Linked DNA regions of Homo sapiens: regions 2, 3 and 4 are each linked to region 1. A link is a contact called in ENCODE Hi-C data. All regions are on one chromosome and are shown on one strand. Each heading gives the region's core, a stretch centred on a gene start or an enhancer-like site at or near the end of the contact. The rest is flanking DNA. Distances are from core to core; before and after follow the strand shown. Region 1 holds the start of IFNGR1 (interferon gamma receptor 1). Region 2 holds the start of ABRACL (ABRA C-terminal like). Region 3 holds the start of CCDC28A-AS1 (CCDC28A antisense RNA 1). Region 4 holds the start of AHI1-DT (AHI1 divergent transcript).

Region 1 (2,700 bases), core at 31-2,530:
TCATATAGTGGACATCAGAAACACATCAAAGGAAATATTCTCCCTAAACTTAGTCTAGATTGAGCTAAATTCTTCTGATTCAAAGTGTGGTCCTGTTGAAAGGGGCACCAGCATCCCCTGTGCATTTTGTCCGAAATACAAAATCTCAAGACCCAACCTGAATTAGAACTACTGAATCCAAATCTGCATTTTATCAAGATCCCCAGATGGTTCACATGTATGTTGAAGTTTGAGAAGTACTGAGCTAAGAGATTTATTAATACAAGTAAAATGATCTGGCTGATAATACCTCTAGTTTATATAGTGTCTTTATAAGGATTTTCCCTCTTTAAAAATTTTCCTTAACACTAGTAATCATGCAGTCTTTCACTCAACAAATACTAATTGAGTGCCAAGTAAAGATGTCAGCTCTACGGAGCTTACATTTTAGAAGGAGAAGAAAACAAATATCAAGGTGTATATTATAGTGTACAGCAAGGTGAAAAGTGCCATGAAAAAACAGTAGGGCGGGGTAAGGAGGAGGAGAAGGTGTGTTGCAATTTAAAATTTTTAACAAAAGTTCATGATACTCAGAGAATTGAAACAGGTGAGATCATTAGACATTCGCATGTTTGAGCACAAGCGCTGAAGGACTTAGCAATGTGGCTGCAGTGGAATAGGAGAGATGCAAAATAACAGACAAACCCAGAGAGGTAAGAGAGCAGACCTCTTCATGAGAGGCTGCCTGATAAACTGATTTGACACTGAATTGCTGAGAAGGTAATGCAAATAGTTTTTTTCTCCAAGAACAAAGTAGTTCTTGGTCAAGCCGATTTGATTTGGGCTGTGGGAATCTGCACAAACCATTTCACTAGCTAAGTCTCAGGTTCCTCAAATGAAAAAGCAGGGACTGGAAATGGCTTTTGAAGTCTCATTCTCTTCTAAAAATGTCAGGCTCCAAGACAACCAGGTGAAGTCCAAGAGTTAGTAAAATAAGGATTGTGGCTCGGCTGTGGCCTAATGCAAACTTGCACAACCCCAGGAAACCGAAAAAAACTGGAAGAAGAATTGCAGAATGGGGTGCCAGGTTGAAAGACCTTAACCTTTGCACTCAAATTCCTCCCACACCCAGAAGTCCAGGTCCCGACCGCACGACGCCGTGCTCACTGCTGGGTGCTGCGCCTGAGTCCGCCTCCTGCGGCTTCCCGGACTTGACCCCGCCCACGCCCTGGTCCCGCCTCCTGCCGACGCCGGCACAGACCCCGGTGACGGAAGTGACGTAAGGCCGGGGCTGGAGGGCAGTGCTGGGCTGGTCCCGCAGGCGCTCGGGGTTGGAGCCAGCGACCGTCGGTAGCAGCATGGCTCTCCTCTTTCTCCTACCCCTTGTCATGCAGGGTGTGAGCAGGGCTGAGATGGGCACCGCGGATCTGGGGCCGTCCTCAGGTACCGTCGTTCGCGGCAGGGCTGCGGCCGGGTCGGGACGAGAGGGAGGGAGGGATCCGCCCCAGCCGGGAAGCCCCGCCCCGCTTCTCCGAGGTCGCCCTAGCCCGGGACCCCTGCGTCGGGCCCTGAGCGGGCGACGGGGACGCGAGGTGGGGTCGCGAGACTGGGGCTCCGTGGTTTGAACTCGTCGGTTGCCTTTCTCCTGCCTCTTCCCTGGTTGCCGCCACAACAAATCACGCCGCTTGTTTTTCCGACTCTTGTAATCCACTTTTAAATACGATTATGCGCTGCAGAAGGACGTTGCTGGTCAATGTGGGACAGCGTGGTCTCAAAGATTATAATATCGTCTTCTTACTGTACCTTTTTTTATGGTTAGATACGCAGATACTCACTAGTATGCTACGGTTGCCTGCAGTGTTCAGTGCAGTGACAGGCTGTACAGGTTCATGACCTAAGAGCAGTAGGCTGTGTCATCTGGGTTTGTCTGGGTTTCTACTGCCCGAAGAAATTGCCTAAGGGGACATTTCTCCATTTCTCAGAACGGATCTCCATCGTTAAGTGACGCATGACTGTGAGTGTCCTGATCAGCATGTGGCATCGTGGTCTCAGTTCGTGGCTTAAATACTTCTTTCTTAGCGGGGGTGGGGGGGGGGACTCAAAGTGCTTAGGGTAGGAAAGTATGCATTATGTCGCCAGCTGAGAAGTAAGTGGCAGCTGAGAAGTAAGTGGCAGTCCGTCTTAGGTCTCAGTCTGGAAGTGGTGGATTGCCGGCACTCACTAGCAGATTTGGCAGTAGGTCTCTTCGTACGGGTTTGTTCTTCGGAGCATTTTATTTCCACCTGCTTATTGACATTTCCTAGAAAACAAATGTTGAGGGTGGCTTTTCTGAAGTGCAGAGTAATTGTGATTACGAGCTCCAGAGAAAACAGTAAACCTTTTCAATTCAGTTTTCTTTTTTTTATTATGATTTATGATTCATAGGGACTTTGAAAGGTCCACGTTTTGGTTCTGTGTTCACAACAATCTTCTGGAGTAGGCGTTATTTGTCTCTCTCTTTATGGACGAGAAATTGAGTTACGGAGAGGCCTGCCCAACTGGCAGAGAGGTCATAGCCACTCAGTGGGGAGCTGCTCAATTTGGCTCCAGAGTCCAAGTTCTTAACTGCTCTTCTAGGCTCTAGTCAGTCATCCACATGGGCAGTTGCAGTACTTTGCGGTAAGAGCTTGCACTTAGGCACAGACTAGTGGAAAGCAAGGCGGGGTGCTTGTCTCTTTTAGG
Region 2 (2,700 bases), core at 23-2,522, 1.8 Mb before region 1:
TCGGCTTTGTGCGTGGGAAACACAAAGGAAGCGGAAAGTCGGAGGACTGGGCAGAACCCGAAACTCACCACCAATACACACTTTAGAATGTATTTAAGGACCCTCAGGGCATTGTTATTTTTCAAAAGTTTGGAGGCAATGCATGGAGATTTTCTAATATCCAAGGAAATAAAGCCTACTGGAATAGGTATGTCCGGAATCAGGAACCAACTTTACACACTCGGGCTGGGCACGTTTTCCCAGCCCTTCTTCGCAATCGCGGACAAGCAGCTGGTGCGGGTCAAAGGGTGACTGGGCTCCTTACTCCCTCCGGTCTGGGGCGCGCTCACTCCATATTTGGCCATTCTGCTACCAGCTTGGGGTTCTGCCTGGTAGAGGTCCCCTAACCCCGTGCCCTGCAGCCCATCATCACACGGTCACCGCCGGCACCAGTGCAGGGCTGGGGAGCGCGGGGCTGGGCCCCCCGTGGCGGGGCGGCACCGCTGGCGCCCGGGAAGGGCCGCGTCCCGGAAGTCTTTGTCTCCGCAGCTCCCGGCCCGGCGCCGCGGGTCTGCCTCCCCCGTGGCCCGGGCGCCCCGAAGCGCCGCGAGAGCGAGCACCCAACCCGGGCGACGAAAACGGACCCTGCCCCGGGCTCCACGAGCCCCTGGTGTCCCCTCACGACTCTGCACCCCCTGATCTGGAGCGCACAGAGCCGCACCCACCTCCGGCGCTGCAGAGTCCACTGCCCTGAGGCCACCACGTTCCTCGGGGCAGCCTCTCCTCTCGCCCCCAGCCCTTCCCCACCCAGCTCTGCAGAACTGGCTCCTGAACCACCGCCAAGTGCAAAGCCGACACGTCGCACCGCGGTAAAAATCGTTCCATTTCTGCCGGCTTCCCAGTCCGCCCCCGGCCGGCGAAACGTCACGTGAGCCGAGTGCGGAAGTCGACCCGAGAGGTGGGGGCGTGGGCGGCGCGCGCCCCACGGGACCCCAACCCGCGAGGTCTCGGCCCAGCCGGTCGCAGCTTCCGCGCGCCCTGAGCCCCCTCCCGGCCCCCTCCTGACCCGACTCTCACCGCAGCCCGCGGTGCCCGGCGGCGCACCACGGACACCCAGTCCATCCCTGCTACCTAAGCCACATCTGCCCGGGCGCTCACGCACCTCTCTGCGCGGTTTTCCTTCCCGCCGGAGAACTGGCGCCGCGTGGGTCTGGACCCGGTTACCTTCTTCAGTGCACTGGGGAGGGTGAGGCCAAGGAAGGAAGTGGCTGAGGCAAAGAGAAAGACGGCTGTGGAGGAGGAGGAGCAGGGTAGGGGGAAAAGTAAGTGTTTCTGCGCTCAAGAAAGGGGCCGCCCACACTCCCAGGGACAAGCCTATGAGGAGGAAACTCAGGGGAGGAGACGTCCAAGAAAGGGGCTGACTGCAGACAGGTGAAGCGCCCTGGGCTCCTAGGAAAACGGGCCCAGAGCCTGGATTACCTCACTTTTCCACCGTGCTACTCAGAGCCAAGGATCCCAGGATCTGCATCTGATCCTGGGCGTCGATTTCCTGATGGATTTCTCTCCCAACGTAAGAAACAAAGCGCCCTCAAATTGCTGAAGGCTGCTAGAAAGAACGTGGCATTCATGGGTTCCGGATGCCGGGGGCCTCCAGAAAACTACGACTCATGACTTAAAAATGGCTTAATTCGCAAAACAAAATGCAATCTTGAAAGCCAATTTGTCAGACTGCAAAGAAATTTTACTTGGACATAGATAGTTGTTGACCCTGGGTCAGTATCGGTTTCTTCCCTTGTTCATTCATTATTTCATACATTTAACTTCATAATTCAATTTATTCATGCTCCCTTTGTTTTAGTCACTGTTATTTTAATATATGCGTGTGTGAGAGAGAGATGCTTACCGTACCCAGAGAGTCCTTTTGGAAAGGAAACAGTTACCCAAACTATTTCTAGAGCAGGGGTTGCACAAATAACTACAAAAAACGTTCCTTACCCCCTCCCCACCCCCAGCCCAGCTAATTTAAATTAAGAGTGATCGCGTGACCCAAGAGCGCACAATCCGTGATGTAGTCATCATCCTGTGAGGTGACCTGGAGCAAACAGTTCTCATCAAACACGGACTCTGATAGTTAGTAAGCCAATCAGACACTCCCTTGGAAATGGAAAGTGGAGAATGCAGAGACGGAGCTGTCTGATGTAAGAGAAAGGTTGGAGCTAAGAGAGGGTAAGGCAGAAGGGGCCAAAATGGGCTTCGGATGCAAAACATTTGAGTAAGCAGAAACCAGGAGAATGTAGCAGCAGGTTGGGTGGAGGCACAAGTGGTAGAAGCCAGTCAAAGACAAGCTGAGACCAAGTGATGGAAGGAGAGCAACAAAGACCTGCTTCCCAGGGGCATGTGAGTGTTCAGTTCCCTGGGGCTGCACTGGATCCATCCACTTCCCACGCTTCATTCTAGTCTTTACGGTGAATACCTGTCTCCTGGGTGTGACTGAAGGAGTCTCTGTTCTGTAATCTTCAACAAAGGTCTGATTCTTCTAAGTGTCTCATGGCAGATAAAGTTTAAGGTGACTCCAAGATCTTTTCAGACCTATTTTTTTCTTTTACTTGTTTTATATTGTTACCAAAATGATTGAGGCCTATTTTTTTCTCACCAAAAGAAAGGTGAGAAGTTATAGTTTATATCTTTCACAGTCGACATAAGGCAAAAAATATATAATTC
Region 3 (2,700 bases), core at 186-2,685, 1.6 Mb before region 1:
GAAACCCCGTCTCTACTAAAAATACAAAAAATTAGCCGGGAGTGGTGGCGGGCGCCTGTAGTCCCAGCTACTCAGGAGGCTGAGGCAGGACAATGGCATGAACCCGGGAGGCGGAGCTTGCCCTGAGCCGAGATGGTGCCACTGCGACAGAGCGAGACTCCGTCTCAAAAACAAAACAAAACAAAACAAAACAAAACAAAAAAACCCCTTCCATACTTTATTTGTGCATAGTGTTAAATTTTTCTTAACTTCATTATTTCATATATCATAAGATGAATTTATATGGCTATCTCTACCTCATCAGGTTGTAAATTGCCTTCTAGAAACATTAGGCCGTTTTTGGCATGCTGTGTTTAATTTAGGCATGCCATGACCATTCAAAAAGATTCAAACCCATTGCTGTCGCTTAAAATAATTATTTGATGAATTCAATAAATTTTTCTTTTTCCTTTTGCCTGGACTTAGTGCCACTGGCACTGGAATTTAAACCACTGAGCTTAAATTGGCTGACGCTAGACAATTACAACTGGAGCTACAATACTGCCAAAGAAGAGGCTTTCTGGGAAAGGCTCCAATGCCCAGTCTCTAATCCCAGATACCACTGGGTGTCAATCCACTTAAACCTTGGCTAACAATTTTTCTTTTAAGAAGCATTTTTTGTAACAGAACAATAATTCTGGTGTTGTTTCAACATGCAACACAAATTAAATGAGAGTTTGAAAGATGACTGAATAGAGACGATTAGTTCTCTGAAGAGGCAAGGATCTGTAAAAATGTATGATACGCATAAACACGCTGGCCTGAAATTTAACGATGCTAATACACACTTGGTGGTACAAGAAAAAAAAATCTAGGAAGTAAAGCAATGCAAATAAACCAGTGGTGGTCTAAACCACAATATTCTGCGGAGCCAGCACTCGCGATTTCCTCGTTTTTGGAAAATTACATCTGTCACAAGAGCACTGAAACCCTTCCTGTATATCAAACAGCAAAGAATGTTTTAGAGAAGGCATAATAAGTAAACTGCTCATAGTTACTTATTCACACAGTGGTTTTAAGTGCCAGGTCTTGCCTCCAAGCAGTACCACTGGGCATCCCTCTTGACATCACCTCATTCCCCTTCCCCAATCTACCGAAGCGATGACCCTTCACCGCCCAGTACCCAGCAGTGACCAGAGTGGTGGGAAGGGCCTAAAGGGGCAGGTTGCGGAGGTTCCTTTGCTTCCACTACATACCTGAAGAAGAAGGGTATTGGGGCCCCCTTCCGCAACCCGCAAAGACCCGACAGCCTCAGAAGCCACCGCCGCAGCCACAAGCAGAGCCCCGGTCACATCCCGGGACCCGCTCCTCCGCAGCTCCGTTTGTTTACGGAAGTGACGTAAGAGGTACAGCCTCCATGCCCCAAGCGGAAGCCCCGCCTTTTCCTGCTCCCCCAGTGTCGCTCTTGGCTCCGCCCTCGGCATTTCATTGCTTCCCCTGTCCTTCCTTTAGCTGTAACTCCGGCGGGCGTGTTGGGTGTGTCGTTTTAGGCTCTGTGACCCAGGAGCAAGACGCAATAAGCGGGTGCAGTGGAGGTAGAAACGGGAAATGCAGTACCCTTTCCGGAAGCTACTCCGCCCCTCGGTGAGTGTTAGATTCCCCCCCCGAACTACAATTCCCAGAATGCTGTTCGAGCATGCCCGAAGGCGGAACCAGAGTGTCGCCATGCAACTGTTCCTTGGTTGTTTCCGATTGGTTGCCCGGACTTCTCGCGGCTAAACTAATTTTGGCTCCAAGGCGGCGTGAAGAGTGTGATTCTGTTCAGCGACCGTGATTCTGTTCAGCGACCATGATGTTGAGCCCCTAATTGAGAGTCTGTTACCACTATTAATAGCTACTCTGTTCGGGCCCTACACATAACGGTGTATCTAAACCTCTCTACAATTTTATGGGTAGGTGTTATACTCTCTGTTTTACAAATGGGGAATTTGAGGCTCAGAAAGGCTAATTGATGCAGGTGTCTCTCTGTCGTCAAAGATAGTTCTACTTCCACTATACTTAAAGCCTCTGGAGAAGGAATTGCAGGCTGAGAGAAAGAGATCTATCTTAAATGAGGGAAGAAATGCACGTTTCATTGCCTGGTCTGGGTAGCCTTCCCGGTGTTGGAGTGGGAGGTGGGAAGGTTTTAGATTCACAGGTCCTTAGATTGAAGGGACTCTGGAGGAACACCACATAGCACCCCCCGCATTAGCTAATGGGGAAACCATATCTAGAGATTGTATCCATGCCAGAAAAGGCAGAGCAAAGACAACCCCAGTCTCTTGGCTTCTAGGATAGGATGTTCTTCCGCCACCCGCCATTTAAAAAAAAAAAACAAAACTATTGAAATGTTAAAAAAAAAAAGCACAGAATAAACAACGCACCCACTATCCAGAACGAACAGATTTATGAATGAAAGAAATGGAGCATTACAGATAAAGAAGGTGTTCCCTATTCTCAGTCCCATTCTACTACCACCCTCAGAGAGGCAACCAGGATCATGAATTTGATATGTATCTTGCCAATCTAGGTTTCTATATTTAAACTATTACTATGTATTATAAACAATATGTAGAATGGTTTGGGGCATTTGAAGTTTTACATGAATGCTATTATATTTTGTGTATTGATCTGCAACTTGATTTTTTCACCAAATTCTGTGTTTTTGAGAGCTATCCACAT
Region 4 (2,700 bases), core at 156-2,655, 1.7 Mb after region 1:
AACATTTGGCTGTGATGCAGGAGTGTAAAAGGAGGAATTTTCAGGAAGAGAGGACAATATGAGTAAGGACGGGGCGTGAAAGGCTATGGATTGTTTTTCATGGTACACATAATTCAATGTTGCATAAAACTGCATGGTACACATGATTCAATATTGCATAAAATTGGAACAAGAAGCTAACGAGAGATGAAACTAGTCAGGGAGATGGAGAATCTTGTATCCTAGGCAAAGTAATCATTTTCTCTTACAGATTGCCTTTCAAAAATTTTCAGCAGGAGAGTGCCATTATCCGATTTACATTTTTAGTCAGGTCATTCTGATAGCAGTGTGGAGAATTTAAGAGTCAAACTGGAGTCAGAGAACTGGTAAAGGGCCCATCTGAGGAAGTTAAAAAGAGAGAATGGATATGCTTTGGCATAAGATGCATTTAGGATACTCTACTGTTCTTACTAAAACACTGGGAGGATTGTGGTGGCTTACAGCAAGATAGAAATCTAGGAGAGTATGTTTAGAACGGAAAGTTGAACAGCTCAGTTCGGTACGCATTGGATTAGTAATCTTTCTCGTTGCTTCCTCACAGGATTTAGGGAAGCACAAGACATATAGTTTGTAAGGTGTGGCAATGTCAGTAAGAATGGAAAAGCTGGCCTCCATAAACTCTTACTGTACAAATGAAGCAACAGCTTACAGCGGGTGGCTGTAGGTACAGGAAATGGCCTGTATTCACGAGTGTATTCACGAGTCCACGAGTAGCGCATCTAGTATTTTTCCAGCCCTGGTGACTCAGAGCTGAAGATGGCGCCTGTGGCAGAAATCAGAAAAGTGGGAGGGAGCATTAGGTGTAGAAAAGGATGGCGTTTTAACTTTTGTTTTGTTTTTCACACACAGGGAGATAGCTCTAAAGGAACAGTGGATAATTTTTTCTTAAAATTTTGTCTGTAGTACAACTTCATTTTCCACGCCTTAAAACCATGTTTTCTTTTGTGGGCGCGATCGCGTGGGGAGTGACAAATCTGTTTCTTTGCCTCATTCATTCATTTTCTTATTCTGGGCGGCTTCCATGACAGCCTCCCCAGTTTTCCTTTGCCCAGTCAGTTTTTCCCTGCGCTAGCTACAATTCTAAGGCGAAAAGAGCATTTTCGGAGGTGAGGGCGGGGAAAACTCAAGACTCTGTAGGGGCACCCGCGCATTTCCGGGTCCCTTACCGCTCCGAGTGGAGGAGACTGTTCCCGCTCGCGTGGCCGGGGAGGCGGGAGCCCCCTAAGTTCCCTGAAGCTCGCGCCCGCCTGCGGCCTGAGGGCCCCCGGGCAGGCGCCGCACGGCCCCTCCTCCTGGAAGAAGGCGGTGGAGGCGCGGGGACGGGGCCGCGGTCTTCGCCTAGAGCGCGGGACGCATCGGTCGCCATGGGAACGGCGGCGTAGGCAGGCGCTGACGTCAGCAGGCGGCGCGCTGTCCGCACTGCGGCACAGAGCCGCGGCTTGCTTTCAGGACACGGGTCGCTGGCGGGTTAGGTGGCTGCGTGGCCGCCTCACTTCGCGCACGCGCCGCTAGGCTGGGGGAGTTGATTTGCACTGCTCCGGGTGTCGGCTCCGGCGGGACGGGCGGTTCTGCGTACCCCTCTCCGTGAGTACATCATGGGTGCGCTGGTGGCGGGAGCGCGGGCCGGGGTGCTCGGCCTGCCCGGCCCTCTCCTGGGCGGCGTGTCGGGGCTGCTGGAGTCCGAGAGCGCGGAGGCTGATAGCGTAGTGACCGACGAGCGTGGGCCGGGTGTCCCGGGGGAATGCGATTTCTGAGAGTCCTCACCGTACTTTTGCGCTTCTTTCACTGGTCTCCGTGTCCCCGGAGAGTTGAGCATGGTGCTCTGATAGAGAATTCAATCTTTGCCTTTCCTACTCCCGATTCTTATTTAAATGCTTTTAAATCAGATGTGTACTGAGTGTGTTTATTTCCTTTTAGAGTGTCAACCTGGGGCTGAATCTTCAACCTGTCAAAGCCTTCTTAATTATGTCTGAGAAAAGGTGATCAATTTGTTATATTTATAAGAGCCAAATTATATTAATAGGGTTGTTTCGAGATGCATAAAAATAGAACAAAAATGTAGACCATTTAAGAATCCTTATCAAAGGTTGTGCTGCGTTTAGCATTCCTGTAAAAACATCTATTGTGAAAATAAAGCTTTCCCCTTTCTTTTGAGAAAGAGATGCCAACGATTTTTTCACCTGTTGCATTAACAGTTGCTGTTACTGCTTGGGCGTTAGGAGGAAGATTGCTTCTTATGAGTACTCTGGGAAATTTTTTAAAGAATGCTTGAAAGAAATTCAAATACCAAAAGTGTTTTTAAACCATACCTAGAATCTTGTTTATGAGGAATAATATTTATGAAGTTAGAATCTTGTTTACTTATGAAGAATCTTGTTGATTTATTCATTGAATTTTGTATACAGGATTTTTGTTTGTCTTTTTTTCCCTTGCGATAACATTTGGTTAAGGAGCGAATTATCAAGCCTCTCAGTTTTTTCTCCCAATGATATTGAGCCACATATTGGCTGATAATCAGGTTGTCTGTAAAATAAAATGAGATGAAATGTAATCCATTTAATTTTCCTGTGTAATATCTCTTAGACGCTCCTGTGAAAGGGTTTGTGAGGGAGAAGTTGTAAAATAATGGAATATATAAGAATCAGAGGTGTCTTTTAAAGT

What was found. Hi-C counts contacts between places; a loop is a spot of excess contacts on that map. Pooled maps may share reads with other maps.
Region 2: a loop to region 1 is called in a map of CD8-positive, alpha-beta T cell, with 9 times the contacts of the local background. The contact joins the promoter of ABRACL here to the promoter of IFNGR1 in region 1. A Hi-C loop is called at or near these places in 1 of 168 maps with a recorded cell type or tissue (CD8-positive, alpha-beta T cell), 1 of 37 single-sample maps with no recorded cell type and 6 of 50 pooled maps.
Region 3: a loop to region 1 is called in a map of CD8-positive, alpha-beta T cell, with 22 times the contacts of the local background. The contact joins the promoter of CCDC28A-AS1 here to the promoter of IFNGR1 in region 1. A Hi-C loop is called at or near these places in 4 of 168 maps with a recorded cell type or tissue (CD4-positive, alpha-beta T cell, CD8-positive, alpha-beta T cell and naive thymus-derived CD4-positive, alpha-beta T cell), 1 of 37 single-sample maps with no recorded cell type and 15 of 50 pooled maps.
Region 4: a loop to region 1 is called in a map of ascending aorta, with 3 times the contacts of the local background. The contact joins the promoter of AHI1-DT here to the promoter of IFNGR1 in region 1. A Hi-C loop is called at or near these places in 2 of 168 maps with a recorded cell type or tissue (ascending aorta and vagina) and 15 of 50 pooled maps.

Annotation. Positions count from the first base shown.
Region 1 is chr6:137,217,965-137,220,664 of GRCh38, reverse strand. It overlaps IFNGR1 (interferon gamma receptor 1), which reads left to right and starts at 1,280. Exons shown (of 7, transcript NM_000416.3): 1 at 1,280-1,422. The coding sequence starts at 1,338. RefSeq lists enhancers at 810-1,059, 910-1,640 and silencers at 1,100-1,329, 1,370-1,589, 2,050-2,099.
Region 2 is chr6:139,027,317-139,030,016 of GRCh38, reverse strand. It overlaps ABRACL (ABRA C-terminal like), which reads right to left and starts at 1,272. Exons shown (of 3, transcript NM_021243.3): 1 at 1,142-1,272. RefSeq lists silencers at 79-269, 319-688, 949-1,108 and enhancers at 1-308, 131-425.
Region 3 is chr6:138,772,438-138,775,137 of GRCh38, reverse strand. CCDC28A-AS1 (CCDC28A antisense RNA 1) reads left to right here and starts at 1,435. Exons shown (of 3, transcript NR_161205.1): 1 at 1,435-1,623. CCDC28A (coiled-coil domain containing 28A) reads right to left here and starts at 1,369. Exons shown (of 6, transcript NM_015439.3): 1 at 1,236-1,369. RefSeq lists enhancers at 1,057-1,116, 1,477-1,536, 1,557-1,606, 970-1,643, 1,644-2,318.
Region 4 is chr6:135,496,506-135,499,205 of GRCh38, reverse strand. AHI1-DT (AHI1 divergent transcript) reads right to left here and starts at 1,405. Exons shown (of 6, transcript NR_152842.1): 1 at 1,206-1,405; 2 at 689-802. AHI1 (Abelson helper integration site 1) reads left to right here and starts at 1,466. Exons shown (of 29, transcript NM_001134831.2): 1 at 1,466-1,623; 2 at 1,957-2,018. RefSeq lists silencers at 1,126-1,345, 1,696-1,755.